Linked DNA regions of Homo sapiens: all the other regions are linked to region 1. Evidence: chromatin loops called from intact Hi-C (ENCODE). Cell type or tissue: PC-9. All regions are shown on one strand.

Region 1 (8,000 bases):
GAAGTCACAAATAAATGGAAAGACATCCCACGTTCATGGATTGAAAGACTTAATATTAAAATGTCCATACTATCTAAAGCAATCTACATATCCAGCACATTTCCTATCAATATCCAGTGGCCTTTTTTTTCAGAAATAGAAAAATTTGTCCTGAAATTCAGATGGAAGCTTAAGGGACCCCAAATAGACAATAATTTTGAAAAAATAAAACCCAAAGTTATATGACCCACACTTCTTGATTTCAAAATATATTCCAATGCTACAGTAATCAGAGCAGTGTGGTACCGGTATAAAGGCAGAAAAATAGACCAGTGAAATGCAATAGAGAGCGCAGAAATAAATCATCATGTATATGGTCCAAGGGTCTTCAACAAGAGTGCCAAAACTACTCGACGATGGGGAAAGGACATTCTCTTTAATAAATGGTACCGCAAAAACTTATATCAACATTAAAAAATAATAAAGTTGAACTTTATTTTATACCACATAAAAATATTAATTCTTAATGGATTAAAGACCTAAACATAAGACCTACAACTATAAAACTACTAAAAGAAAACATAGAGAAAAAACTACATGGCATTGGTCTTGGTTGGCAGTGATTTATTGGCTATGACACCAAAACACAGGCAACAAAAGCAAAAATAAACTAATGAAATAATATCATTTAACAACTTTTGTGCATCAAAAGACATAATCAGTAGGTTAAAAAGCAACCTATGAAATGGAAAAAAATATTTACAAACTATATACTTGATAAGGGTTAGTATCCAGAATATATAAAGAACTTCTACAACTCAACAACAAAAAAATCAAATAACCTGATTAAAAAATAAGCACAAGACTTAGACATTTCTCTAAAGAAGATATACAAATGACCATTAAAGACTAAAGTGATTCTTAACATCACAAACCATCAGAGAAATGTAAATCAAAACCATAATGAGATATTACCTCACACTCTTTAAGATGCTTAGTATAAAAAAATCAAAAAATAACAATTGTTTACAAGAACATGGAGTAAATTAGAACCCTTGTGCACTATTAATGGGGTTGCAAAAAGGCGCAACCAGTATGGAGAACAATATGGAGAGTCCTTAAAAAATTAAAAGTAGAACTACCACATGATCCAGCAATTCTATTTCTGGGTAAATATCCAGGAAAAAAGAAAGCAGGATCTCAAAGAGATATACGTATACCCTTGTTTACAGCAGCACTATTCACAATGGCCAAGAGGTGAAAACAACCCAAATGTCCATCAATGGTTGAATGAATAAACAAAATGTGGTATGTATATATATCTATGTGTGTATACATCTATATGTATACATATGCATATACATATATGTACATGTGTATGCGTGTATACATATATGTATATGTGTATGTGTGTATACATATACAAATAGCTCTCTATTGTATTTGTATATGTATACACATACATGTGTATGTGTGTGTATGTGTGTATGTGTGTATACATATACATATATGTATATGTGTATGTGTGTATATATATTAGGATAATGTATATAATATAATATATTATATGTTATATAATATATTATATGTTATATAATATAATATATTATATGTTATATAATATATTATATTATATGTTATATAATATATTATATTATATGTTATATAATATAATCTATTATATGTTATATAATCTATTATATGTTATATAATCTATTATATGTTATATAATATATTATATGTTATATAATATATTATATGTTATATAATATATTATATTATATGTTATATAATATATTATATTATATGTTATATAATATATTATATGTTATATAATATATTATATGTTATATAATATATTATATGTTATATAATATATTATATGTTATATAATATATTATGTTATATGTTATATAATATATTATGTTAGATAATATATATATTAGGATATTATTCAGTCTTCCAAAGAAGGCTATCCTGTTACATGCTACAAATGGATGAACCTTGAAGGCATTATGATAACTGAAATAAGCCAGCACAAAAGGACAAATATTGCATGATTCCTTTTATATCAGGAATCTAAAGTAGTTAAATTCATAGAAACAGAAAACAGAATGGCGGTTACCACGGACAGATTGCGGGGGCAGGGGGCGTGTAAAGCGAAGGTTTTGTTTAATGGGTATAGAGTTTCAGATCTGCAAGACGAAAACGTTGTGGGTATTTGCTCACAATAACGAAAACATACTTAAAGTACTAAACTGCACACTTCAAAATGTTTAAGATAGTAAATTGTGTGTTACGTGTTTTTTACAATTGTACAAAATTGACAATGAAAAAAGTTTTTAGATTGTTACCAATCTGACAAATGTAAAATTGTATTGTTTCTTTAGTTCTCTGATCATTAATGAAGCTAAATATCTTTTTATATATGTATTGACCATATGTGACTCTTCTCTGTATTTCCTGTCCAGAGCTTTTGCTTATTTTTCTTTGAGTTGTATTTTTTTCTTGTTTACATGTAGGATTTTTATGCATTTTTTCAAATTCACATAAATTGACATTTTAATTGCTAGTACAATTTCTCTAACATTATGCTGTAATTTCTAGTCAGCACAGCAACACACCTAAACACACAAAGGAATGAAATAAAGGCCTTAGTCTTGCTTTGGCTATATGGGCTCTCTTTTGTTTCTATATAAATTTTAGAATTGTTTTTTCTAGTTCTGTGAAGAATGATGGTGGTATTTTGATGGGAACTGCATTAAATTTGTTGATTGTTTTTGGCAGTATGGTCATTTTCACAATATTGATTCTACTCATCCGTGAGCTACATGTAAAATTCTTTATATATCTAGAAACAAATTATTTATCTGCTAAATGTGTTGTACATATTATCTCCCAATCTTGCCCTTTGACTTTACCTACAATAAATTTTTGATATATAAGTATTTTCATTTTGATTTAGTCAAATGTAAGCTCATAATTCTATCCCTTGATTTTTCATTTTTAGTTTTAGATGTGATAATATTTAACTGTTCACACACACACACACACACACACACACCCCTCAACTCCCACCACCTGAATAAACCCTTACTTCCTCTTCTCCTAAATATGGTTACATCATCATATTGGTTAAATCAATATTTAATGTTTACATTATTCTAACTATGTAAATGCTACTGAAATCTGAGATCTATATTATGCTACAATGATGTTACCTTATTTGTCCTGCTTTGATTTTTCCTAGAGTTAATCATTATTCTGTCTTTTCATTTGCTTATTTTTGCATCTACTTGTTATTCACCACCAAACTCTTCCCAGTTTGGTACATTTCCTCTGAATACATCTGCAACCTTTTATTTAATTTTTCTTCTTGAAAAAATTCTCCTCCGGGCCTCTGACATACTTCAGTCTGAATCTGTTGAACGTTAGACCTATTGCAAGGCTGTCCCCATAAGATGACTTTTTAGTAAAAAACCAATGACATCCTTGAAATTCCCTGCACTTTTCTCTTGTGCAGGATGCCTATTGCCTGCATCACATTCTTCCTCTTTCTTAGTTACTCCCACATTTTAGTGAAACATGTCTTCTTGTAGCTTTGTACAAAAGGTGCATAGGTAGTAAATTTTTTTAATTCTCCAGTGTCCCAAAAAGTTGAAGGAGCACTGTACAGGGCAGGGCTGCAGTCAAGTGAGAAGCCTTGTTCTTTGGTACTGTATTCACCATCTCTGTGATCTTGGGACAGTCACAAAACTCTCTGAGCCTCAGTTTCTCTTTCTGAAATAGACAATAATCCAAGCTGTGCCTGCTCAGAGCTATGGCTAGGAGAGTGCTTGTAAAGGGGCTTTGTATAAAAAAGGTATGTACAAACAGTGTGTGCTGGAGCCACAAGAGTCAATCGTTGAGCCATTGGTAGCTTGAAACTGGCCATAGTAGAAGTATTTACACTATAGAAATTGACAAATGTGACAGAGAGTTGTTTTGTTTTGTTTTTTTTTGGAGGAGAGCTGGTTTAGGAGCACACTACTTACAAATACAAGTGATTATAACAACTGTTTTCATTGCTGTGCCCTCCTTAGTGATCCATGGCCTAATGTATAGCTCAATTATAGTTCTGATCACATATAACATTATTATACCATAGGTCATGAACTCCTTGAGACATGAGACTTTGTGTTACTCATAGAGATGTATCTCCCCTGCACTATTTTCCCCCGTACCTAACACATTGACTGGCACTTAGTTGATATTCTATTCCAAATTTTTGAGTGAGTGACTAAAATTTTTGATTGATTGTTTTTATGAGTTGGGAACAACCAGAGAGAAGATGAGAAGTGAGGGAAGGGGTTAGGAAAGGTGCATGACACCTGGAACAGCTTTTGAGAGGAGTGCCCTATTAGGTGTATTAGAAAGAGCCGTCCTTAATGGGAAGTTTTCTATGAGCCAGATACTATTCTTAGGTGCTGTGCAGAAATTATCTAATTCCATAACAACTTATGAGGTAGGTATTATTATCCCCATTTCACAGATGAGAAAAATATGATGTCTGGTGTTAAGTAATGTTCTCTCCATCACTAAGGCTGAGGTTCAAATCTGATGAATGTCTGTGTGCTTAATCATATCTCTACACTGGAGGTCGAAAATGATCTATGGGCACATGGGTAAAAATAGTCATAATGATCTAGTAAAACAGATCCATTTAAAGTAAAAGGGAGGAGTAAGGATTGTAGCAAATGCAAACTGAAGAGCCCAGACCCAACTAAAAGGGATAGCTTTGTGACCTGAGGAAATGTGGTCTGTTGAGGCTAGAACTTGGAGTTGTTTTTCAAGAGAACCTGGAAATGTGGAATTTTATCTCCTGAATTACAAATGTTGGTACCTATAATTAAAAATAAAAAAGACTCGAGATGAAACATCTGTAAGTGGTCTATCAGTTTGCAAACTTTGATATACTGCCTATCCCCAAAATACTCTTCGAGCAACTAGGGGGCAGCATAAGGGTGTAGAGTGTCACTGGAGGTGGAAATGGATGAAACGAAAGGCAAGTTAGTCCAGCTCACAGTTTCTCCCAGAGAGCAGATACAGAGAGCACAAAGGTCCTGCTATCACGTTACAGAGCAGAGGCCAGCAGAGACGGGAGGAGGATGAGGTAAGGCTCCGCGGCTGGTGCACATTCCGTCTTCTCCAGGCATCCCTGGGGAGGGCACATTCCTCATGGTCAAGAGGCTAAGCTGTTGATTTAAAAGATTCTTAGAATATTCTCTTCAATACCCCCAGAGGGTTCTTCTTGCCTTGGAAACAATATATCTAGGCCATGCCTTGGACTGTGGGACCTCCCTAAAAGGGAGTGGGAAAATGGTCATGACTCTATCCTCCTAGGTAGAGTGTCCTGGGGTCTGACAAGTCCCTTCAGGTCCCTTGTCCATTGATTTCTTCTTCCCTTCCCAGGGAGTAGTGCTGGTCACACTGCTGAGTCACAAGCGAATTCCCTGTTCTTTCCCATAAATTTTAGCCTCTGCAGAAAGTTGGAAGATTGAATCCTGTCATCTAGTGGATCTGCAGTTCTTTTTCAATGAAGTTTTAAAATAGTTGCAAAGTTATTTACAATTACCTCTTGAAAATATAAGGGCTAAACTATAAGCCCATTCTTCATGGAATGCAGCTGAATCCCTGAGATTAATTAAGGAATTTAGATGAAGGACCGACGAGACATGATCTGACGATGAGGACTCAAAGAGGAGGTTTCCACAAGCTCAGGTATAAAATAACAGGTGACTGATTCAGAGATGTGACTACAAGGTGTAAAAGGAAAGTTTAGGCCTGCATGTGATCAACTGTCTCAATGAGGAACCCATGACTGAAGCCTGTTCAGACAGGCTGCTGGCATGTGTACTTTGAAAAATCTCTGCTATTCCTGATAGCCTTTCCGCAAAAGCCTAATTGAGAACCTCTGTAGTAAAAGAGAAGAGAGATGAAAAAGCTATGCTGGGAGAGCGGGGCTGTGAATTAGTCAAACTGGGCACAAAGCTTTTAGGGAAGATGTTAAAAGGTCTTCGCTGTGACTTGGCTACAACAGCCCCTGGGGAGATGATAAATAGATACAGAGCTTTATAGAGCAATGCTCCTGTTGTTCCTCGACAGCACAAAGGTCTTCAGAGATGGTGCCCTGGGGCTGTAACCCTAATTTCTTTTTAACATTCACAACTCAATAGTGCTTACAGATAAAGACCCAGAGATACAATGGTACTTTATCAATTAAAAAAAAAAAAAAGAATTGAGGCTCTGCTAAATTCTGCCACAGAACAGAGCACAGAATAATACATTCCATTATGCTTTAATTCCCTCCACTGCAAGAATTTAATACAGGAATAGCCCACCCATGCCCATGCTTCTCCTCCCCTATTATGATAGCTTTACTCCACGCTCTCTCCCATCTCACCTTCCTGCTTCAGTGCGTTGCAGACAGCAACCTGCCAATCCCTGTCCCTCTTACTGCGGCCTCACCCTCACCCTCCTGCCGCACTGGCCCACAGCAGCAGTAGCACAGGCTCTTACTTATGCACTCCCCTACTCTCAGCCTCAGCTACATTCTCTCATGTAATCTTCATGCCCATTTGATGAGGCAAAGGCTGTCCTTATTTTTTAGATGAGGAAATTAAGATAGAAGGTAAAGGGTAATTTTTTCAAGCTTCCAGAGCCATATGCAAACCCAGATTCAGCTGGACTTCAAAAACATCCTGACAAATACCAAAAATCCCTGACTTGACCACGATGCAATCAATGCATGTAACAAAAATGCACATGTACCCCAGAAAATGCACATGTACTCCATAAATTTGTACAAATTAGATAAAACAGACTGAAGTATAGTGATTAAATACCTTAAAATAGGCAAAACAAACAAAACCATCTCATCAGCTTTCACTGAATGATCCACACACCCAATCTTCTCCCCTTTTTCATGCTTCTCTAGTTCCCCATCAAGTGCCCTCTCTGTCTAACACAAGGTCACTCTTTCTCTAACTTTCTTGGCTTCCTCTTGCTGTTACCCAATAAATATTCCTCTTCTCCTTTTTGCTATTTATTCTCCTAGACTAGGATTTATGAGAATAGAGCCCAATTCTATTTCAACACCATTTGTGTGACCTTGGGCGACAAAATAATTCTATAACACTCTGAGAAGAAGATGCAGTTACTTTCTCCAAGGGGAACCTAGCACCATCGACTTGTATTTGTCTCAGCCTCTGTCTGCATACAGCAGCTTATATTTTATTGGGGTGACTAGGTACACGCACGCAAAATAGAGGGCAAGTCAATGCTTCTAAAAATTGTGGGGAATCTAAAAGTTTGGTAGAAAGTTGGATAATCGGTGTCCCTGTGGACTAGCATAGTTGGCAATGACCTAATAGAGGAAGAGAGATTCAAGGTAAGTCTAAGAGCATGGGTTCATGTGTTAGCTCAGGCTGCTGTAACAAAACACCACAGACTATGTGGCTTAAACAACAGGAATTTAACTTCTCACGGTTTGGGATGCTGGAAGTCCCAGATCAAGGTGCTGCTGGTCATTTTGGTTCCTGGTGAGGGCTCTCTTCCTGGCTCACAGAAGGCTACCTTCTTTCTCTGTGTTCTCTTGGTTTTTCCTTGGTGCCTGCACACAGAAAGAAAGATAGAGCAAGCTCTCTGGTGTCTCTTCTTATAAGGACACTAATCTTATCAGATCAGGGCCCCACCGTTATGACCACATTTAACCTTAATTACTTCCTTGGAAGCCCCATCTCCAAATACAGCCACACAGGGGCTTAGGGCTTCAACATATGTATTTGTGGGGGACACAAACATTCATCCCTTAACAGGAGGATATGACTAAAGAGTGTGAAGGAAAGCATTGTGGACCTAACACAGCATGAAAGAAAATGAAGAGGTAAGAAAAGTGTATATGCATAGGTGTGCGTGTGTGTGTGTGTGTAGAGTATGCACATGCACATGAGAGGACATTATTTCTGAACAAATATTAATTG
Region 2 (8,000 bases), 68 kb after region 1:
TGGTTCTTCAGAGAAATGTGATGTTTTCAGGGACCTTCTCATGAAACCTGTGGTCAGTCTTGAGGGAGAGATGGACTCTATACAAAAAATTCTTTCCAGATTGAAGTTATCTGGGGAACGCTTTTATTTCTGAGTCTCCCCCTACCTGGCCCCCCTACCCAAAAATCTAAGAAGACAATGATGACCATAAGACAGACACTTATTTCCAACACCAAAAAGCATCTACGCATTTTGACCTGTATCAATGTCAGCTGAAGTTTGACTGGATGAGAAAATACTGATAAATTATCCTTTTTGAAATCTGAACACCCTGGATTTCAGGGTAAAATCCTATAGAATTACTTAAGAACTAAAGCCCTATTTATTTTACTATATGACATGTGACTACTAGTAGAGTATGAATTACTAGTTGTCAAAGATGTTGCTTAGCAGTTAGGAACGTAAATCCCCAAATATAATCATGAGAGACCTGAATCCAGGGTAACCATGGGCCAGGCACCTACATTTTTAACCAAGGTTTCCAACTTAATGGAATTTTCAAAACCTAACAGAGTTTTTGTAACCCATATGCAGATTTCAAAGAAAAAAAGTAGATGACTGACATGTAAATAAGCAATCAATATTAACATAAGAATTGATTTTAAATTGGTATAGCATCCAGAAACCTCATGATTTGTTCTGCCACTTTTAGAATACTAAATGCTCACTTATCTCTAAGATCTTATCTAGAGCTATCATATTAAGTTTAGGACTATTCCTCTACCTGAAGTTAAAATAGAATATATTTGCTCTAAAAATGTTAGTGTTAATGGGCTGCTATAGAAGTTTTAAAAAGGTTAGAAATGTTTATACTCAAAGACTGCAACCAGGTAGATTATTTTTCCCCTGTAATAAGCACATAGACTTGAAATGTAAATGCTTTTTACAAGCACAAGATAAGAGAAAATGAATATCTCTAAAATATAAAGAAAACATCATTGAAAAATAAAAATGAGAGAGAAACAAGCTCTCCAATTCAAGTAAGTAAGATGGACACAATCCTTCCTTGCTGTTTCACTTTGGGGAGTCCCAAGTGGTACAACGCTTTGCTTGCCTGGATTTTACTTCTCAAACTCTCTTCCTGCACTAGAACTTCTGGAGTTTGCCCTTCTTGCCTTCTTCTTCCATCCTTTTTGGAATTCGACACTTTTTCCTTTGCATCCAGCATGGAGAACTACAACATAGTTGTTTCAGTTGATCACACTTAATTCTTTTATCACGCCCTCTCAGCTGCCTCCCAGCTCCCATTTCTTAAACAACAGAAGGGAAATGTGCCTCACACAGAAATAATCTGTTAACTGTGACTCAGGTGGGAGCAACAGAAGCGGACTTCTCCAGGGAAGCACTCACACATGGGCCAGCATCTGGGACAGGCAGCTTGCGCTTACCTTTGCCTCCACTGTTACTTGTGTGAACTACCACCTTCATCGCCACCAAGGGATTGCTCAGACTCTCCTGTTTCCTCACTAGACATGCCTTTTAATAGATATTAAGACAATTTTTTAAACTATTTTTCAGATGCTCAAAATGTTATTGAGGAAAGACCCCAGTTATGTAATTCCAAGACGGTGCACTCTCATGACAGCTTCCCATTCCTCCCTCACTGTCTATCTTCTCCATAAAGTATAAGTGAAAGTAGTAACCTGAGTTTAAACTCATGTTGCAGACTACTGGGTGCAAAGCAGATACCCAGTAAAAACTTACTCAACTTTGTCCAAATTCCTTATCTCCACACCTAACCCACTATTACAGGTATTCATGGATGCCTACAAAGTTCTGTGGAGTTAACTGAAAGGGAATAGAGTAGATATTTAGGTTCCCTCTTTTAAACAAAATAATCACTGGGAATTTTGGTAAATGCCATGTGTAAAAGTTTTAAATTTGTCATTTCTGTGCTTGCTGTCAAGTAGTAACTCTCAACAAAGTTGTTCTTGAGGGAAAAGGGCTGCCTCCCTTTATAAAACTGTTTAATTCTAATAACTTTTTACTCTTGATCTTGAAACTCATGATCTGGCCAGAACTGGAAGGAGTGTCACCCTAAAATAACTTGCATTTAAAACAGTTAAACAGTAAAAACGCAAAAGAGTTAAAATGTTGATGTATTCCTGTAGAGTTTGTAATCTGAATACATTTACACATCTCTGTAATTAAAGCAGCAATTAGCATTTGGCTGTGGCCAAGGGAAAAAGGGAAACAGGGAGAAAAAGAGAAGTATTTTTTATCATTATTGGTTTGTTGTACACTTCACCCATGCTTTTAAAATGTAAGCAACATTTAATCTTCAAAATGAAAAAATAGACAAATTTTTCTAATACCAAAATATAAGATTAAAATACTTGTAAAATAAAATGTTAGTGCGAAATAGGGCTTTTTTTTTTTACATCAAAAAGGAAATATTTTTGACTTGCTTTTCTTCTGTAAATCCTCCCATCTCACTAATATTTACAACAATCCAGAGTAGCGTTTATGAGACACTGAAAAAGACAGGGAGGAAATCCTTTTTCAAGATATGAAGTCAGAACCTGAATGTAGACATCGGACAGAGAAGTCCTCAACCACAAACCTGTCCTCCAGCTCTAGAGAGAGTAAGGCTGTATTTCCAACCTTGAGATTTTTCATTACATTTTCCCCTTTTTGGGTGTTAAATTCTTTCCAAGAATGCTGTACTTGTAAAAATGATTTTATTCTAGCTACAAAACATTTCATTTAAGAAAACCGCATTTTATATCCTTGTGTGAAATGCTCCCAAAAGCCATCAAGATATGGAGACAACAGATTTTAAAAACATAAATCTAATCATATGGGCTTGAAACAGTATGAACATTTAACAGAGTGACACGATATCATTATTATATTTGTTTGTCATGAGATGAAAGGCCTGGAGGCAGATGGTGATTAATCATAATTCCTGAGCTTCTACAGAAATTTTAAAATGAAATTACTAACTGCTTAAAATTATGAATTCTTCAAGAACGCCCCTTCTGTTTCATTGATGTCTTTCAACCCGTCTATCTCCTTAAAGAATCTCAGGCAGAAAAAAAAAAAGTGGGGGGCTTCCTTTAAGCTACTGAAAAATGGGATCTGATGGAATCTTCCCGTAATTCCCGATGTTTTCCAAGGTTACTTTCTTCTTGCTGGGTTCGCCTCTCAATGGTTATTCTGTATTTCTTCCTGGGTAAAGGGAAAGTGAATGTGGTAATAAAACTTGGCTACAAAATACCATGGTTTCTCTTACAAAGAGTGCCCTCAAGGGACATCTGGGTTTCAGTTGATAAATGAGAAGTGACAGAATATGAAACCCTGGTCAGAGATTAAAGTAGTGTGCCCCCAGGCATGGTGCCCTTATTCAAGAGAGAAAATTGGCATGCTTTCCCAAATACCACAGAACAAGCCTTCCCCTTCTTCCCTGGGTGCCTTGGGGGTTAGGTCTTGTCTATTAGGCTACAGAAGTTCTCCCTGATTCCCAGGATATGCCCTTGATAAAGATCAAATTACATGTACTGTGGCCAAAGGAACAGGAATACAATTGTTCCCACAAAGGGTCACATATGCCTAGTTACAATCCCATGCAGAAATAAAGAAACCTTGCTCTAATGACTTATGAATAAACCACAAACTCAACCACCAAAGATTACAAAGGAATGGGCCACCCTCACGGGGCAGAACAATCAGTACCAGTGCACACACGTACATTATTACAATTTTGCAAGCCTTGGAGCTTAACCACAGTGGCAAATGAGCATGTGGGCTCTCCAGATACTGAGCACAGATCAGCCTGAGAGCATGGGCTACGCAAAGCTCCCTCCTCCTCTTTAAGGTGAGCCCAGGCATCTATTTCTGAATTGGAGAAAGCCTGAGAAGGGGGAAGTTGATTTCCCCCTTTATCCAGATTCCCTCCCCACTGCTTCACTTGGTGGGTGGTAGGAATTCTTGTCAGAATATCTGTGATCAAAGGGCTAGACACAGTGGCTCACACCTGTAATCCCAGCACTTTGGGAGGTCGAGGTAGATGGATCACTGGAGGTCAGGAGTTCAAGACCAACCTGGCCAACATGGTGAAACCCCATCTCTAATAAACATACAAAAAATTAGCCAGCCATGGTGGTCTGCACCTGTAGTCCCAGCTCCTCGTGAGGCTGAGGCAGAATTGCTTGAACCCAGGAGGTGGAGGTTGCAGTGAACAGAGATCGTGCCACTGCACTCCAGCCTGGGTAACAGGGGGACTGAGACTCCGTCTCAAAAAAAAAAAAAAAAAAAAAAAAAAAATCTGTGATCAAAGGGCAGCAGCAGCTCTCTGTCCCACTGTGAGATGTAGTCAAAACCCATGACCCTGGCACCCAGTATGCTAAACCACTGACCACACCAAACCTGGGGTCCTGCCAAAAGAATGGCTGAGATTTTTTAACCACCGTGCTTCCTGGGTGAAAGAGGGATGTGGACAAATCACAAAGAGAATCATGTAAAATCAAATGACAAAGACAGCAGAAGAGAGTGAATTGTACCTTTACAAACCGTCCTCACCTGAAAAAGTAGAAGGCCATTAGCAAGCCAGCTCCTAGTAAAGCCCCCACGACAATTCCTGTCACTGCCGATTCTTCTAGGCCACCTGCTTGAAAAAGAAGCATGGATAATCAGGGTTCATTTGGAGATACAGTTAGAAATGCCTCGAGTTTCATTCATTGCAAGAAGTTCCTCGATTTCCCATTGGAGGCAACTTTTCCTTTTTCAGAAATATTTTCTAAGGGACCCTACACTTGTTTTTTGTTTTATGTTTTTGTTTGTTTGTTTTTGCCCAGTGCAAAGCTTAAGAACCACTTGAGAAAGTGCCAGATAAACAAAAACACTATTAAGAGAGTGGACACAGTGAGAACAGAAGAAAATTCAAGAATCAGAGGAAAACTGGAACTGAAGATTTCAGATATAGCCACTCTCTTTTGAGTTTAAAGTCAAAGAATTGGGAGGCCAAGGTGGGTGGATCACCTGAGGTCAGGAGTTTGAGACCAGCCTGGTCAACATGGTGAAACCCTATCTCTACTAAAAATACAAAAATCAGCTGGGTGTGGTGGCAGGCACCTGTAATCCCAGCTACTCAGGAGGCTGAGGCAAGAGAATCACTTGAACCTGGAAGGTGGAGGTTGCAACGAGCCAGGATCACACCACTGCACATGAGTCTGGGTGAGACAGCAAGACTATCTCAAAATAAATAAATAAAGTCAAAGAAGACAACCAGATGGACCAGGGCACTGACCCAGGGCTTCTTATTTTCACAGATGGATGGTGACACTTCAAAGTGCTAGAAGATTTGATGAAAAATTCATTGGGTCAATGTTCTGTTTTTAGATGTTCTCTCACCAAAGCCAGCGTTTCATGTCAAAATGTCCTACATAGCTTTGGAAAATGTGGATAACAATTTGAAACAATCAAGTTCAGTAGTATCCCAGTTATATAAAAGTGATAAATAGCTAACTTGTATCTAGAGTTTAGTACGCGGCCCTTCAATGTGTTATCTTGTGTAATCCTCAAAACAGCCCTCAAAACGCTTAGGTGGGCACATTTCTTTCTCTTCACACATTGGAAAACTGAGGCTTAAAAAGCTGAAGGAAGACTCCTAGGGTCACAAAACCAGCAAGTAACAACAGTGGGATGTCAAATACAGGCCCAGTCTCCCCAGTGTGTTCTTAAAACACTTCCTCCTTAATTCCTTCCCATAATTATTGCATAGACATAAATACCTAACAGTTTAAAAGATATTTTCAAAAGCACACATATATTAGCCTAAAATGATCAACTGGCCTCCTGAAGGACCTATATTCACTTTGTTCTCCCTCACTACCTTATTCTCTAAAACAATTATTTCTAACAGCTTTCCTATTTGTAAGCTACTTATGAGAACATCCAATTGCTTCTCTACTTATATACAAAGCTGCTCATAAGTAATACATCTTACACTTATTTGCCAATGTGTAAATGTTCAGATGTTTAAAGGATGTTATCTCTTTGGTTCTGAGGAGCTGGAAAGTAACCACAAACTTGAAAAATCAGAACGAGACTTGCTGTGACAGATGAATAAGGGAGTGATATTTACTAATTGATATTTTGATTTTCTCTAAAAGTGGAAACATGACCTAGCCAAGAGATTATAGTAAGAGATGTAAAAATAGGAAGAAACATTCTACCATTGTGGAAGAGAAGACTGGAAGGGAAGGAAGACCTGAAAGATGCCAGTTTGTGAACTGTTCCCATGCGTTTTACCACATCAGAGAAAGAAATGTAAAATTCCAAAATGTAAGGCCCTAGAAACACTTGGGTTTTAAACTTACATTACACTGAGGTTAGAGGTGATGACATACATAGCAAATTAAGTCTCCAGACTTACATGATTTGCAGGGAGAGCTGTTTGTATGCTCTACAATTCGGTTTTCATCTATTCTCAGTTTTAAAGGGCCCCAAGGATATTTGACATTCGGCCGCATTTCAAAACGACCTTCTTTTCCAAAATAATCACCAATAACCTATATAGAGGCAAAAAACAAATAGACAAACCAAAAAGTCAAAGGAGGCACAAAGCTCGCAGCCTTCCACAGCTATTCCCCAAAATGTACAGCCTGATCTAAACTGGCTGCCTCTGGGCATTTCATCAAATCACCGTCTCCAGGGCAAGGACAGCAAGTGCTTCAGAAAAGCGTGGTACATTGGGCACGTTCCTCGGTTGTCCACACTGATGGTCATGGTGTGTTCTGGGGACTTCACAAGTCAAGATTTGAAGTCGCTGATGGTGCTCTCAAGAGAGCATTAAGAGCGGTCGTGCCAGAGCAGGATGTGGGAAGCGGTGAGAGTGGTGTCCCCTGGGCTCTGCACTCACTGAAGGCCCAGCCCTGTCAGTGCTGCCCCTAGGATTCTTCAGTCACTACCCCCTCGTGGAAAAGGAATAATCTCGGAATTCCCGGCTTTTGCTTTGTTCATCGGATAAGGCACTATCCCACCCATCTGTCCCAGAGCAGCCCACCCCGTCAGCCAATTGTAAGGCCCAAGTTACTTTCAGGGACATGTGAAGGACAGCCAGGGTCCACCGTATACCCGATTTAAGCATATGACAGGTACCCAGCCTCACAGCCCTCAATTGTTCAACATATAATTAAAGAGCGTCTTTCAGGAACCTCCTGTTTCACCACTTCCGGTTGCCAGACTATTTCTTCAAGAGTTGCACTCTCCTCTCTGATGAACCCACCCTATGTGCACCCCCATTTCCAGGCAGAATTCTGTTTCTCTTAATTGGCTCCTCTGGCCCCTGGAAAATCATTATTCTGTTATGGTTTAATTCCATGGTCATCCCTCAGTTTCTGGTTAAAATGATTGTTGGATCAGCTCCCTAAGCCCCAGTCTAGAAGTGCCTTCCCACCCAGGTTCTTGGAAGTCATTTCTCTTTTGTCTGAAAACAAGCGCATGGCTCTCGAGTGGCTGGTGACATCTCCCCTTCTCCTGACAGAGGTACAGCAGGTTCTCACAGGCCATGTCAGGTCTAGAGGAAGTCTAGATCGCCACCAAAATATAACAATCACTGGCGTGTACTGAGCACTTGCCAAGGGCTTTATACACCTCCACCCCTGCAACCTCACAATGGACTCTGATGAACTGTCGCTACCCACCTTTCCCAGGGGGAACCAGAAATACAGATGAGACCCAGACCACTCAGTGGGCAAAACAATCATTCATTAAACATAGCGAGGGTGACTCCTGCTGCTTCAGAACTTCCCACAAGAGCCAGGCATCTATTAGGTTGGTGCAAAAGTAATTGAGGTTTTGGTCATTAAAAATAAATAATTAAAAATAATGGCAAAAGCCACATTACTTTTGCACCAACCTGATACATACAAAGAGGAAAACAGCAAGTCCCATATGCCAGGTCCCATGAAGGGCACCGGAGCAATGCCCTGGGAGCCAGCGATCAAGGAAACAGAGGA
Region 3 (8,000 bases), 210 kb after region 1:
TAGCACACCAGAAATATAACAGATGACAACTATTCCTTGCATTTTACATATGCTGGATTTTCCATTCTGTATCCATGGCAACCAAGGTACAAAACTTAGTCTCAGTTTCTATTTTTAAAATCAAACTACAACGATCATTTTGTGAAATTTTGGTAGTCTTTGACGAATATTGTGGCGTCAACCAAAAGGATCATATTATATAACTTTTCACCCTAAAATCTCCACTCTGTCATTCCTTGGCTTCCAAACACTGTCTTTCCCCCTACTTTGCCAGCAGGAATTTCTCTTCTCTTTCTACTCCAACTCAGCTATTAATTAAGCACTCCCTTGGGGATGTTGCATTCCAGTTGAAGCAGAATATCAACATACTTCTTCCATACAAATTCAACATTTTTCCAAGAAAAATATGAGTGATTTATATTTCTTTTCTCTTATTACTTTTGCATCCTCAGCATATAGCTCAATGACTGTCAAACGTCAAAATCATAATAACAATACTTTATATTTGTAATGTTTGCTATGTGTCTTATGTGTATTATCTCATTTAATCTTCACAACAATACCATGAGGTATATACCATTATTATCCTCAATATTACGAGGAAATCATGACAAAGCTGAGGCTTAGAGAGTCCAAGTAACATACTCAACGTTATGCTTAGCTGGTAAGTGAGACAGCCATCTCTATTTGATCCTAAAGCCATAGGCACCACAGCTCTTTCAACAGTGTTGACAGAATACAGCCAGATGAGGAGCCCCAATAATGGCTACACATATTTTTTAATTCTTATGACTTCAGTTTCACATATTTGGGTGACCCCAAACAAAATTCCCTAGCATTGTCACTAAGCCTTTTTGCCAGATGTCTACTTTTTATGACTCTGCCAACGGCTGCATGTAACAGAAACCAACTCTGGCTAAATTAACCAAAAATAACAGGATTTGTTGAAAGGTAAATGGTGGCCACAGAACTAAAGCAACCACTGATCAGCCAGTCTTGAGAAGGACAGAATCCAGTCAAAACCAGAGAATGACGTCGCAGGAACTAATGGGACAGCCTCTTGGGGCCGCCACCATTGGGATGAATCAGCTTCAACTATTTTCAGTTCTTGTGTCACTCCACTTCAAGCCTCAAATTCCAGCGAGAGTCTGGCTGACATCATTTGGATCCCCTGTCTAGCCCTTGGCCTGGGGATAGGGGATGAAGGGGATGGGGCTCTGTGATGGACAGTTCCACCAAGATTGCATTCCAGAAAGAAACACAGAAGGGCACTAACCAAAAGGTTTCATGGGTGCTGGGCAGACAGATACAAGATGTCTGCTACAGTGGCTTTAACACATCCGTGATCGGAGGAGCAAGATTTATCCTATTGGAAACATTCAAAAAGATGCACTATAGAGGCAATTCCTAAAGAAACAGTCCAAAATGCTCAGAGCACTGTTTCTCAAAAGGATCACTTTTTTTAGTTAACAAAGGATCAGTGTGAAGTTGTATCAAAAGGATCACTTTTAATTTAAAAAATAAAAATGTTTAAAAGAAAAGCTCTCACGGACCCTCTAGAGTTGTCTTAAAATACTTTTTACTGCAAGATTACTTAGGTGTGTACCAACATAAAACCAGGGGTAATGATCCTTGGATTTATAGCACTTATAAAATTATAAATCCACGATAAATTTTAATGCAATTCAAATGAAATGACAAAACCACTATGATTCAAATTACCCATATAAGTTTAACTTGACAAATGATACTTTTCTGAAACTGATCTGCTGCTCCCAATGTGAATATAGTACAACTGCTACGTTGCAAGTATTTTGGAGTTCAGCACTGCTATGCTATTGCATGTGTTGTGAAGACTCAATTCTCCCACCACGTTATCCCTTCAATCTACTAGAAAACCTTGGGATAAGCAGAGCCAAGTCCTTTCTTGGCCTTCCATTTGGTGTGAAAATATCTCTGCTCTTTTATTTTATTTATTTTTTTTTCTTTTTGAGACAGAGTCTCGCTCTGTTGCCAAGGCTGGAGTGCAGTGGCGCGATCTCGGCTCACTGCAACCTCCGCCTCCCGGGTTCAAGTGATTCTCCTGCCTCAGCCTCCTGAGTAGTTGGGATTACAGGCACCCACAACCATGCCCGGCTAATTTTTGTATTTTTAGTAGAGATGGGGTTTCACCATGTTGGCCAGGCTGGTCTCGAACTCCTGACCTCAAGTGATCCGCCTGCCTCAGCCTCCCAAAGTGCTGGGATTACAGGCATGAGCCACCGCGCCTGGCCTCTACTCTTTTCTTATCAGCCCATGATAAAGTAGTATTATTTGATGGTGAATTGGAATCACAAATGCAAACAGGGGCATAAAAATCCTTTCCAGTGCTCAGTTATGAGATGGTCACCCAGATGATCTATAACATGCTGATATTAAATTTTTTAAGATTTCTTTAAAAATATAAATGTAGATTTTAAACATTCTTATGGAGAACTCATTGTTATCAGAGATGATATCCTTGGAAATCCAAAGGATCATGACATCCAGTTTGAGAAACAGTGGTTTAGAGCAATTACATCATTCTTAGAATCAATGTGTGGCCTCCTAAGATGAACCCTTCAAAGGGTATTACAATTACTCACTTATATAAATTCCTAGATATATATTTGGTGTAAAATTTCCATATGCATTCTGATTGTTCTTATCCCCTTGCTATTTGCATACTGTCATTTCTTTAAAAATACCTTACAGCCTCTTGATAATTGCTATTAAGTAGGTGAAACCTCCAATTTCTATGAATACATTAACCTATTTAGCTTCACTCTCAAATGGTATCCAAACACGTAAATTGAGTTCATAGGGTAGATGTTGGGATTCAGACCATTTCTCCAGTTGTAAAATATGCATCATATAAATATAAACAAGTTAATAAAATTAATTACTAATAATTATCTAGCTATTCCTCTGAGTAACGGCACAGATGGAGAAGTTTACTTTCTACCAATTGTAAAATGCAGTACTTGATTTTGAAATATTTTTGATCCATAAAGGCTAAGTGACATTCTGATTTACTTAAAAAGATGAACTCAACATAACCAAATTTCACATGCATTGACTTTCTAAATAAATTCTAAAAATTATTCTGAATTTTATGGCTGAGTTAGATTAAGAATTATGACAGCTAAAATAAAAGGAAAAAGAACTGCTGTTTGAAAAGAAATGCTTTCATATGTGAGATAAAGATAACTCTGAAAGAAGGTTTAAATTTTACATGTATTTTTCTAAAATAATCTCAAAAAGTTTAATATTAGCATATTATGAATTATCTGGTGTCCATGTATATTATGATGAGAGAGATTTACTGGTAGAATCACTCCCTATCATTATTATCAATCAATAACTTATAGTTATTCCTTGTTTACAAGTGTATTGGAAACATGAAAAAACAGCACTGATAATATTTCAGGAGAGAATAGTTCTCATGTCACCCCCATAAGAAAAAGCAGTCTTGTGTGTGCTAGTTCAACAGGTCAAAATTATTCCCATTAAGTAGATTAAGAGAACTAGTTAATATACTTGGTTTATGAAGAGTGGTTCCCGATGTTTAGTTTCATTTTACACAAACTGTAATTATCCTTAACTTCTACAGTCAGATATTCAAAGAATTTGCCTTTAACAGTAATACATTTAGGATAAAATGTCCTGCCAACATTGTATATCTTTGTATGAAAACTCCCCTGATGAAGTTGGTCATACTCAAAGAATGTAGGGTTGGGCAAGTTAAAGTGTTTGCACAGTTCAAAGTGAAGGAAGAGTTGGGTGATAACACAAAAATTTTTAGAGATTTCTGCATCACTTCTCACTTTTCAATCTCACCTTTTATACTGCCTTATGTGAAAAAAAATTAGAAAATATTGGAAATATCAAGAAATCTATGGATTAACCCTCTGTTAGTGTAAAGTTGGGGGTGAAGGGAGTGTCTTACAGGAAGCATCAAGCATGTCATTGTCTTCACTTTCTAACTCAATAGAAGATAATAAGACTCACCTGCAGGAGTGGAGGCCTGGGTTTCTTTTTCTAGCTCTTTAATTTACTCTGTCATTTTGGCAAGTCATGTGACCTCTTAGGCCTGCCTTCTAGTGAAAATGAAGGTGTTAGTGATTCTCAAAAGGAACAATATTTTCTCCTTTCCCAGGGGCCTTTGGAAATGTGCGGGATGTTTTTGATCATCAAAAAAAACTAAGAGAACTGACCATTGCTAAATGCCCTGTGATGGGAGGACAGTCCCATACAACAAAGAATTGTCCCATCCGAAAACCAACATAGCACTATTAGGAAACTAAACTAGAGCATCTCTAAAGTTCTTTTCACTTTGACATTCGTTTCTTGGGGTTTTGGGGGTTTTCATTTGTTTGTTTGTTTTGAGACAGGGTCTCACTCTGTAGTTTAGCCTCTTAACTAGAGCATCTCCAAAGTTCTTTTCACTTTGACATTTGTTTCTTGGGGTTTTGAGGAGGGGTTCATTTGTTTGTTTGTTTTGAGGCAGGATCTCGCTCTGTAGCCCAGGCTGGAGTGCAGCCATGCAATCTTGGCTCAATGTAACCTCTGCCTCCCGGGCTCAAGAGATCCGCCCACCTCAGCCTCCCGAGTAGCTGGGACTACAGGTGAGCACCACCACGCCCTGCTAATTTTTGTAGAGACAAGTTCTTCCCATGTTGCCCGGACTGGTCTTGAACTCCTGGGCTCAAGTGATCCTCCCGCCTCAGCCTCCCAAAGTGCTGGGATTACAGGTATGAGCCACCATGCCCAGCCACTTTGACATTTCATCATTTTGTTTTATGTCATTGTTTCTTTACAACAATTTTGGATGAACCAGATACCAAAATGCTGTGAGGCAGCATGACACACATGAGGATGCTTATCAAAATAAAGAACCATGGAGTAAAGAATTGGCTTTGTTTGATAGGAATGGAGTGCTCTAGGCAAGATGAAAAGAGGCTCAAATGGGCTATCCCACTCAATTCACACAGCAATCCGATGTAGTATGTCCTATTTTTCCTATTTTACAGATGATTAAATCTACCACAGCTTCAGGGTTTGTTTGTTTTGTTTTGTTTTTCCATTCTAGGTGATGAGAATAAAACTTAATTGCGTGTGTGTGTGTGTGTGTGTGTGTGTGTGTGTGTGTGTGTGTGTTTCTGAAATCGTGGAAAAGAAATACAACATAGAGAAAACATTAAAATACTGCACCTTGGCCAGGCGCGGTGGTCACGGCTGTAATCCCAGCACTTTGGGAGGCCCAGGTGGGCAGATCACGAGGTCAGGAGATCGAGACCATCCTGGCTAACACAGTGAAACCCCGCCTCTACTAAAAATATGAAAAAAAAAAATTAGCCGGGAGTGGTAGCGGGCGCCTGTAGTCCCAGCTACTCAGTAGGCTGAGGCAGGAGAATGGCGTGAACACGAGAGGCGGAGCTTGCAGTGAGCCGAGATCGCACCACTGCACTCCAGCCTGGGAGACAGAGCGAGACTCTGTCTCAAAAAAAAAAAAAAAAACTGCACCTTGTTCTAGGTCCGTTCCCATCTGTCTTAAGGCCTCGTGGCCCAGGGCACCCCACCGCAGCAGGAGGTTTCTGGCAGGCAGCCCGGCCTACATAACCTGAGGCCTCAGAGAAAGGAGAAAGCTCTTCTTCCAGCTTAAGCTGAGGCCCACCTCCTATGTCCCGACCTCCTCCTCCAAATCTAGCCTCTTTTCAGGATGGCTGGTGGCTGGATTCTCCACTCCCTTCAGGGAAAACTCCTCCCTCCACCCACAGGACTGTAGAATTGTTCTTATTCCCCAAAGACATCAGAACACATTTCTATGTTCATATGTTTGCCAAGCGGGTTACTCAGTCTTTAATAACACCATGTGTGGTCAGCCATAATCTCATCCAGATCCCTTTGCTCCAAGCAGAGTTCTTTGGCCCAGTCTGCCCTCCAGCATAAGGAAAGAAAAGATTGTGACCTGAGTGTGTCTCCAGACTCTTGGGGTCTGCACTCCTAATCTGGGAGCAAGGACACCCATTGCCCCAGTGTCCAGTGATGTACAGAACAGCATAGCCTGGATCTGGACCTAGAAAAACCTCTGCTAAAGAAAAGATGACACATGGTGTCTACAGCAATGGCCCCTGTGGGCACAGTCAGACACATCGCCTAGCTCACACCTGTCCATTCCAGAAGAGGGTCTTTGCTCCACGTTTTATTACTAAAGGCCAGTGGTGACTAGTTCCCACACACAAAGGGACAAGCCACTCAACAGACTAAAAGTCAGCAGAGAGGAATCAACACTTTTTCCAGTTTTAGCTCAGCAGGTGTTCAAACGTTGTGGGGCATAATATTAGTCAAGATCACTTGTTACAACTCAACATTCCTTGGATGTCATTCATCACTTGCCTGTGATGTGCCAGGTGGAATGCCAAGTCTTAAAAAACAAGTCTGGACATGGTGACTCAGGCCTGCAATCCCAGCACTTTGGGAGGCCGAGGTGGGAGGATCACCTGAGGTCAGGAGTTTGAGACCAGCCTGGCCAACATGGTGAAACCCCATCTCTACTAAAAATACAAAAATTAGTTGGGCGTGGTGGCACGCGCCTGTAACCCCAGCTACTTGGGAGGCTGAGGCAGGAGAATCGCTTGAACCCAGGAGGTGGAGGTTGTGGTGATCCGAGATCACGCCACTGCACTCCAGCCTAGGCAACAGAGTAAGACTCTGTCTCAGAAAAAAAAAAAAAAAAAAAGTAATTATGAAAAAGCTCCAGACTCAAGGATAAACATGTCTAGAAACTCTCTTACAAGTTCCTAATAAACAAATTCTAGCAAAAAACCTTCACTGCTATCCATCTCTTTGGCAAGCCTGAGAATTCTGATACCAGTAAACCCAAGTCATTCCTGAGAGGTATATTTAGAAAAGGAAGAACGTGGTGGAAATGGGATAGTCAAAAATGGAAAATGAAGGTAAATCATGGAGAATTCTGCAGTGAAGCCCAGGAAGATGAAGGAAGCTGAGAGGAGCCTACGTCCTGGGGATTGCACAGAAGGAAGGAACTGAGACATAAATAGGAGGGTCTGACAGCCAGGGCTGAGCAGTGACACAAAGATGCCCCAGGCAGGACAACAATTTAGCACAGTTTCAAATTAACGCTATTTTTTCAAATGGCTCAACATTTATTTAGTGGGGTTAGGGTTTTTATTATTAAAAAGTACACATAAGCCAGGCACAGTGGCTAATGCCTATAATCCCAGCACTTTGGGAGGCTGACACAGGAAGGTCATTTGAGCCCAGGAGTTCAACAACAGACTGGAAAACATAGGGAGACCCCATCTCTACAAAAATAAAAATAATTAGCTGAGTGTAGTGGAACGAACCTGTAGTCCTAGATACTAGGAAGGCTGAGATGGGAGGATCATTTGAGCCCGGGAGGTTGAGGCTGTAGTGAGCCATGATCACACCAATGCACCCCAGTCTGGGTGACAGAATGAGACCTTGTCTCTTGTTTTTGTTTAGTTTTTTGTTTTTTGTTTGAGACAGGGTCTGGCTCTGTCACCCAGGCTGGACTACAGTGGCACAATCTCAGCTCACTGAAACCTCTGCCTCCTGGGCTCAAGGCATCCTCCCACCTCAGCCTCCCGAGTAGCTGGGACTACAGATGCATGCCACCACGCCTGGCTAATTTTTGTATTTTTTGTACAGACAAGGTCTCTCCATGTTGGCCAGGCTGGTCTCAAACTCCTGAGCTCAAGCAACCTGCCTGCCTCAGCCTCCTAAAGTGCTGGGATTATAGGAGTGAGCCACCATGCCTGGCTGAGACCATGTTTCTAAAAATAAAAGTACCTATAACTCTTCTTCCCCTTCCCTTCTCTTTTCTTCTCAAACCATTCAGTCCTAAAGCTACACAGAACAAGATAGGCATCTTCACCAGGAGACGAAAGAGCCCTGATAGCCCAGAGCAGGGTGCAGAGCCCAACAAGAACAGCGTT
Region 4 (8,000 bases), 86 kb after region 1:
ATTTTAATAAGTGAACTGTAGCGGTGTAATTTCATTCTCAGTTCACTTTTTTTTTTTAAGTTTGAGGTCTATCTTCTCTTTGATAATTTTACAGAAGCCAGCCAGCTACAGAGGGAAGTCAGAGAATCACAGAGTCATGGCCTATGGGAGATGCCAGGTGCCCTCGGAAAGCTCTGATCAAATTCCCTTCTTACTTTGAGGACCCAAAGAGCATTCATTGCTCTCCTCAGTCTTCCCGCATTCTGTTCTTATTGTACAAGGGTTGTGCCCTGCAAGCTACTTGTTCCTGGGGTTCCTAAGACAGGCCTCGTTTAAATTGTGAAGCACCAGCCACCGGGCATCACCCATCCCCTTCTCGTCCTCCTCCTTCCATCCCATCCTCAAAATCCTAACCCAGGACCACCACGTTGATGTTGATCACCCAAAGCACTGACTGTGTGCCCCAGCACCATATCCTGTATAGCCCTTCCCCTTCCTTCCTTCTTGACATGCCCTCTGAGCTGCCCCCGCTACAATCCAGGATAGGAAGAAAGATTACGTGGTGGAGAACAATGAACTTGAGTTACTTTCGTCCTCGCAGGTTTAATGGTAGAAGGAAATAGACGGGCCCTGAATACACACCCAGGTCTGAAAATACATTCTAGCTTGATTTGCAAATGGATCGCAAAATTTACCTTCTCTCTTCTCAGGGTGGCTGAGTGTCTCCCTCTCCTGCCAAAATTAGCAGGAGAGCTGCTGACCCTGCTGAGGTTTGCTGGCACCCCGCCCACTGCGGGGGAGGTTTCATAACACCTACCCCACAGGACCTCAAGCCAGAAGCAAAGCCCCAGAGACCGGCTTTTCTTGAGAAGAACATTCTCACATCTACACGCGATTTTTAGTGGGAAGAAAGCCCATTAGCACATTGTAGACACTGAAAATTCGACGTGCAAATTAAGAAAAAAATAAGGGAGAAAAAAAAAAAACCATGTATGAAGTTAGCTTAAGAACACTTCCTATTGGCCCTCCAGGCTGAAAGGAACAAGGTCAGCTGGTATGTCCCCTGCCTCTGGACAGAACAACCCTTGAACCTCAAAGTCCAAGTCCTGACTAACACAGGTCATGCTGTCGTTATGCTGTTGTTACCTATCACAGGTAAACAACTGGGATTTCCCCACGGAGCAATCTGTTCTAGTAATTAGCATCCTTTATTGCCAGGAAGCTTTCCTTACTATCATCAGCCATAAGTCTTAATTAAGTTCCTACATGCAGCCATTTCCTCTGCTAGATGCTCAGAAAACTGGGAGAAGAGAACAATGCAGTTTCCAATCTCCACCAAACAGCACCACTGCTACCTACAAACAGGTAGATGGGCTCTGTGCATGCAAGTTACGAAGTTATGACATGGGCCTCGCTGAAAGCCAAGCTCCAGGGTAATCATTATTGGTGCTGTTTATCAAATAAAGTGGCCTTTCAACGAGATGAAAATCATTCACCATCTTCCACTCATTCTTGCCAAAACAAGGTAGCATGACAAGAGGGCGCTAACTCTCGTTCCTTTCATTTCTATTTTCTTTCTATTCCTTTTTCTTTTTCTTTTTTTTTTTGAAACAGAGTCTCACTTTGTCACCTAGGCTGGAGTGCAGTGGTGCAATCTCAGCTCACTACAGCCTTGACCTACCCAGTTCAAGTGTTCCTCCTGCCTCAACCCCACAAGTAGCTGGGATTACAGGTGTGCACCACCATGCCCGGTTAATTTTTGTATTTTTTGTAGAGATGTGGTTTCACCATGTTGCCCAGGCTGATCTCAAACCAGAGCTCAAGTGACCCGCCCACCTTAGCCTCCCAAAGTGCTGGGATCACAGGCATGAGCCACTGTACCAGGCCTGTCATCTCCATTCTCTTGCTTCTGTCCTTTGCAGCTGGCCAGAATGGAAGAACACTGTTTTGCCCCGGCCTTCCTCTCTGATAGCACCTGCCAGCCACATTGATTTATTAGTGTTTTTTTAGATCCTCTATCATGGGGAGAGCTGAATAGAAATCCTGTTGTTGCTGCTGTTTATCTTCTAACTGATCACAAAGAGTTGGTGCTCACAGCCTGGCTCCCAACCGTGGCAGCGAGCCACGTCGCTCTCACTTCTTTCTGGAGACACAAATTCATAGTTAGATGAATCCCTCAATGCCTGTGTTCCAAACAAGTCAGCATAGAACGCTGCCGGCCTCAGCTGTTCTGTAAAGTGAGAGTGGTCTAGCTCTTGGGGTTGCTGGATAACTGACAAATCCTGTCAAGCTCTCAGATAGAGGCTGCTGGAAGAAAGTGACCGAGTTCAATGCTTAGCTAGGCTGTCCTGGAGCTTTGCCTTTGGTGTTCACGGGAACACAAGCATAGCACACAGTAGTTCTACCTTCCCTACCACAGACCAGTGGTTCCCAGTGCAAAGGAGGGAAACTAAGGGTGCCAGGCAGCATTTCTCAAGACTCTCTTGCAAAAGACATGCCTTCTAACCACCCATTTTGGTTGAAGGGGAGATGAGAGAAAGGGAAATTTGGATGGAAAGTAGGTAAGAGAAGAGATGGGCCCATCATAGGCTTGTCCCTCATCATAGTGAACAATGGCTGGACCACCTTCTCTGACCTGAATTGAAACTGGTCCAGCCCTCCTGGACCACTGGAGGTGGTAGATAGCAGAAGGAAGTAGTCTGGGAGTGCTGTGTGCATAGCACGAGGGTTAAAGGACATTCTGCATTTGATGAACACTTTACAAATATAATACAGTACCTAGACTTTAAAAATAGAATATCGATTTTTGTTCAATTTCCTTTTAAATCATTAAAATAAGTGTACAATTTAGGGTCACAGCAGCAACTGCCATAAACCAAGTAGCCTCACAGCCTCCTCAGCACCAAACAGAGGGAGGTCTCTTTCTTACTGACAGAGACCCCAATTCCTGTTCTATAGTGGGCCTGTCTTCATGGAATTCTCACTTGGTCACTTGATGACGTATTTTAGCCTTGAGGAAAGTTAAGCTGAAAATCTGCGCCTTTATCCCAGTGGAACTCTGGGAAAATGCAAAGGGCAGGTGACTGACAGGAAGCACCACAGGGAGAGAGCTGGGGTCTTCATCTACAACTCTGTGCATAGTGGAAGCATCTCTGAACCCTCTGGCATACTTCTTGCTCCCCCGACTGAAGTTAGAACTTACTTAGGGTGGGATCTGACCTAAGTTTTCCAAATAACTGTCCCCATCGTGGACTCAGCTCTGAACTGGTAGCAATGCACTGGGCTGGCAAATTAACTTGGACCTTCCTGAGGTGTGGCTGCCTGCAGACTGTTTTCTCTCTCATGACCTAGAACAGACTGGATCATTAAACAAAAGCAGTCTTAGGAAGATCATTAGGTAGAGTTAGGGCCCTCATTCACCTCCTGTAATGACAGGGACAACAGAGGGTCACACAGCTGGCACACGGAATCCAGAGGCATAAGCACACCTCAGCAAGGAAAGCTGGTCTTGTTCATGGGAAGCAACAAGGAGATCTCTGTAGGCATCAGTTTTTGGAATTGGTGGGTATGGAGCACAAGTAAGTGAGAATGACTTTTGAAAATTCTCCCAAGGCTCATGCAGGGAATATGGTCATATGATATATTTGCCCTTTGGATGTGTCACACATGCGTCATATACAGATGCTTCTCGTCCCATCACCCTCTTGAAGGCTTAGTTGAGAAATGCACATACATAATGACACAATCGTTCCTGGCCTTCAGATGACCAAGTGAGTGATGTTTGTCCTAGGCCCTGATGATTCACCAGTGCCAGCCAGACATGCCTCTGAAAGGCTGGTGACCCAACCCCCACAAGACTGCTCGGGACACATGCAGGCCTCTCTTCCCTGAGGTCTGTGTCCTGTCAAGGCACGAAGTTGAGGTAGGCAAAGGCATAAACCAAAACCCAACAGGAGAAGGGCGGGAAGAGGAGCAGGATCAGGAGCAGGCATCCCACTCACCCTGCAACTGTGCCGGGCAGCAATACAAACAGGAAGAGGGGTGATCAGGTCAAACGGAGGTGGAGGCAGGGAAAGAGGAGGGGCCCAATTTCTGGCCTCATTACTTCTGATCGTCCAAAATCAGAAGGAGCATGTAATTCTAATTTCTCTGACTTCATGATACCCTCTTAAACTTGTCCTGAGAACTTCGGACAGCTTCCCTTGAACTTTTTGAGTCACCTAGAGATGTGTTTACAAAGAAGAGATGAACAAAAATACAGGTTTTTATATGGATGGCTTTTTTTTTTCATTTCTGCTTTATACCCTAAAATGAAACTTCCCTGTTTTTATTTAAGCAATTTCAAGGTGTGGTGAGGACTAAGCTAAGATCCAGAACCCCAACTCCAACAGTTTAATTTTGTCCAATTCTTAATTTAGAGTTTCCCAAGCTGTATTCCACAGAACAGTAGCCTTCCTTGAAATGTTAATGAATGGTTCTAGAAATAGAAGTATTTTGGTTAAGCAGGTTTACAAAATGCTAAATTAAACAAAGTCAAGCAGTTCTCTTCACTGCTGGGCAATAATTGTAATAGCCAACTTTTATTGAACACCTACTATATGCTAGGAGTTATGTAAACATAGCTTGAGTTCTGTTGCACCTTACAAAACATTCATAGATGGGTACTGTTATTATCCTATGACAGAGAGTCTGACCAACCTCCGAACAGGAAAAAGAGATCTTGGTCAGTGGATGGGGTCAAAACTCAAGAAAACGTTGAGTGGGCAAGTTTTTAAGAGTCTAAAGCTGGCTTGCCCAGTTATAACATTTATCCTATTGACACATTTGTTCAGCCAGCAAATATGATAAAACAGTTTTGTGCTCCAGTTTGTGTTTTTAATTGGCCAATACTTGGGTGGCTCTACAAGTGAGCATGTATGCTGTGAGAGACAAATGACACAAGACTAAGACTGACAATGTCCTTCAGTTGCTGTGACTGAGTTGACCTCCAACCCATCATCAGGGTGAGGGAGGAACAGAAACTGCACCTGGAGAGGGAATGAGAGGGCAGAAGATGGAAGAGAAAGGACAAAACAGTACGTAAGACAACAAGCTAATTGTCCCTCATCTCAACCTGGTCTTTAAACCAACAGCTAACAACAGCTTGACTCAGGTCAAGTGAATCAGGATTTCTGCTAAGTTGTGAACTCACCAAAGATATCTCTAAATAAGCCAGACGTGAAGGATGAGCGTCCTACCTCACATAGCAGCTAAACACATCAGCAGCTCCACCAGGTAATAAAAGATCTACTGATTAAATGTTTTCCAACTAGCACTCACTATGAAATAAGATGACTTTGGTTTTGAAGGGTCTTTGTTCTGGAGTGATAATTACAGTAATAACCTTGATAAATAACAATAATAATAATAATAAATGTAGTAAAACTTCATTTACCCAGTCTCATTAGGAAAAAGAGATGTTACAAATAAGCAAATTTTCCAGGTTCCTTAATGTCATTTCTCTAAGTATCAAAACTTTTTATATAATCTAAAGACCTTTGATTGGAAATGCTCCTAAAATGAACCGCAGACATTGCTGTCTTGGTAACAGAAACATGCTGACTGTCATATGTAATGCTACAATCATGAGCAGTCCAGTTGCCTCCACCACTATTGAGGTTGGGATTCTGCTGTCTATACAATGCTGACACCAGACTTGTGTTTTTCAGATATTATTTTTTCGTCCACACTAGTGGAACATGAGCTGATGACCCTCACTCTTTCCTGCCATGCTTTCTCCCCTTGGCTGCTGGTCCCCTTCCTGCTAGGGACCTCTAGAGTACAAAATTCTACTCAACTTTGCTGGATATTCTCAGGTTACTCCTCCAGTCCACTTCCCGCCCTTCTCCAGCCAGCTCTGTGCTGATATATACCCACAGCACCAATGGGCACCCCCGCCATCCTCTGGCTTCCGGTTGGATTAGCAGGAGGTGAGAGGGCAGAGGAGATAAAGGTGGGATGCCAGGGGCTGCTCTCCCAGACCAGATGCCACAGGCAGTTCCCCCCGCAACCCCTACTGCCACAGGCCTTGCAGGCTCTGGTAACTTTTCCTCCTCTTGCTCCTTCTGGTCTAGGGAAGGTCACAGCTTCCCACCATGTTCACAGGCCCTGGGGTTCTTAACCATCCTTTGTAGGTTTTCCTAAACATAGCTTTGTAAATAGTGCCTTTATTTATAGATTCCGTTTGATTCCCTTTCAATGTGTCATCTGTATCCTCCAAAGACCCCTACGGACACAGAGATCAACCTTATGTGAGCCAGCGAACTTCTTCTCACTGAAGTCGTCTCTGAACCATCCAATTCCTCCTTCCTTCCATAACTGCACTCAGTGAAAATTTGTTATTGTTTCACTCACCAGTCCATTTTGCACTTTTGCGCATCTGTGTTCCCGATACTGCACAAGCTCCCTGATGCACAAGCCAAACCTCAGGTATCTTTGTTACACTGGGACCTAGCCCTGCGTCAAATACAGAAACTGCACTCACTGGAGTTAATGCTGCTGTCACCAGTCACTTCCTGCCACTGTCATCGTGCCTGCCCATAGCATGCCATCATCCCCTCTCTCACTCACTCCCACTAATGTTCTATAAGCTAGGGGAAGAAATCACAAGGCTTGTTATAGCTGTACTTAAAATTGGGGTAAATAGGTTCCAAGTGAGGATTTGAAAGATTCCCCTGTGATGAAATTAATTGATTATATGTCTATTTTAGCTGCTCAGAGGCCTTTGTCACATACTTCTTTGCTCTTGACCATGTCTTGAATACCTGAGATTACCATAAAACTGGCTCAGCAGCTGCTGCCAAGGGGAAGACTTCCAGGCTTTAACACCAAGACAGGGATGCTCACGCTATAACTATTAGCAATTGCGGTACTTACCATTACTTTTAATGCACCAACCTAGTAACAATATGCTTCTCAGCCAGGGAATGAGTAAACTCATTTTTTTGAAAGCTTTTCTATCAACTTTGCTATAAAAAAAAGAAAAAAGCTAAACTAAATATTATCTCCCTCACAAGAAACTTAATTCCCTGCATTTGGGTAAAATTAAGGAATCATTGGCAACTTTTTGGTGTGATTAGTAGAATTATTGTTATGTTTTAAAAAGAGCATTCCAGTAGTGGTGGCATAGTTTGTATCAGATTAACTCTCTCCAAAAATAATTCTATATCCTGGACAAATTCTTTTTTTTTTTTTTTTTTTTTTTTTTTTGAGATGGACCCTCACTCTTGTCACCCAGGCTGGAATGGAGTGGCGTGATCTCGGCTCACTGCAACCTCCACCTCCTGGGTTCAAGCAATTCTCCTGCCTCAGCCTCCCAAGTAGCTGGGACTACAGGCACCCGCCACCACGCCCGGCTAACTTTTGTATTTTTGGTAGAGACAGGGTTTCACGATGTTGGCCAGGCTAATCTCAAACCTTTGACCTCAGGTGATCCACCCGCCTCGGCCTCCCAAAGTGCTGGGATTACAGACAGGAGCCACCGTGCCCGGCCAAATTCTTTTTTTGAAGAACTACTTGAAAGCACTAGAAATTGACCAAATGCAGACGGTAGCTAGCAGAGATTTGACCCTCAAAAGAAGAGACAACACTATTTGGAAACTAAATTGACAGGGCTTTTCCCTTGAGGGTACCCCCTGGCCCCAGAAGCAGGGGGCAGCTGGCACTCAAGCAGAAGGTCACAAGCTTCTTGGCTTTAAAGATCAGAAGAGATAGGTGAGAGCTGATATCAAGGGGGTAATTCCTGGGAAGAACAGAGCCACAGAGAAAGGAGCACCCAAGTCTTTCATAAACTTCTGCTGTCCATGGTAAATCCCTAAACTGCACATGCACGAAGGAGACATCAGGAGTCCAGTAGAAAGAGGGTAGGCTGAGAAGCTGAGGAACATCTGAACTGCTGCCCTCTGTGCGGAAGAGAGTTTGGAGTTTGAACCCCACCAAGCTAGAGGAAACTGGGGAATGCCTCAGACTTTCCATGAAAACCC

Evidence for each region. Hi-C counts contacts between places; a loop is a spot of excess contacts. Peaks named below come from ENCODE experiments on the same cell type or tissue, not always from the same donor. Only the 100,000 strongest peaks of a DNase experiment are listed, where the experiment ranks them.
Region 2: it touches region 1 in a loop (7-fold over the local background); 2 of 110 quality-filtered maps call a loop at or near these places.
Region 3: it touches region 1 in a loop (5-fold over the local background); 2 of 110 quality-filtered maps call a loop at or near these places.
Region 4: a loop joins it to region 1, with 5 times the contacts of the local background. A loop is called at or near these places in 3 of 110 quality-filtered maps.

The regions. Positions count from the first base shown.
Region 1 is chr5:32,849,784-32,857,783 of GRCh38, reverse strand. No RefSeq gene overlaps it. Among named protein-coding and RNA genes, the nearest start is that of LINC02120, 94 kb to the left of the region's middle. In PC-9, CTCF peaks have their summits at 4,771 and 4,976; no DNase peak of the experiment used is centred here; H3K27me3 peaks cover 898 bases.
Region 2 is chr5:32,781,444-32,789,443 of GRCh38, reverse strand. It overlaps NPR3 (natriuretic peptide receptor 3), which reads right to left. Exons shown (of 8, transcript NM_001204375.2): 6 at 6,416-6,551; 7 at 4,561-4,648; 8 at 1-3,210. The coding sequence ends at 3,099. Among named protein-coding and RNA genes, the nearest start is that of NPR3, 74 kb to the right of the region's middle. In PC-9, no CTCF peak of the experiment used is centred here; a DNase peak (open chromatin) is centred at 3,513; H3K4me3 peaks cover 535 bases; H3K27ac peaks cover 1,813 bases; H3K27me3 peaks cover 3,449 bases.
Region 3 is chr5:32,638,522-32,646,521 of GRCh38, reverse strand. The region is part of intron 1 of LINC02061 (long intergenic non-protein coding RNA 2061); the gene reads left to right. Among named protein-coding and RNA genes, the nearest start is that of LINC02061, 9.5 kb to the left of the region's middle. In PC-9, no CTCF peak of the experiment used is centred here; DNase peaks (open chromatin) are centred at 3,731 and 6,361; H3K4me3 peaks cover 670 bases; H3K27ac peaks cover 1,053 bases.
Region 4 is chr5:32,764,016-32,772,015 of GRCh38, reverse strand. The region is part of intron 3 of NPR3 (natriuretic peptide receptor 3); the gene reads right to left. Among named protein-coding and RNA genes, the nearest start is that of NPR3, 57 kb to the right of the region's middle. RefSeq lists an enhancer at 3,095-4,294. In PC-9, no CTCF peak of the experiment used is centred here; a DNase peak (open chromatin) is centred at 3,715; H3K4me3 peaks cover 291 bases; H3K27ac peaks cover 1,648 bases.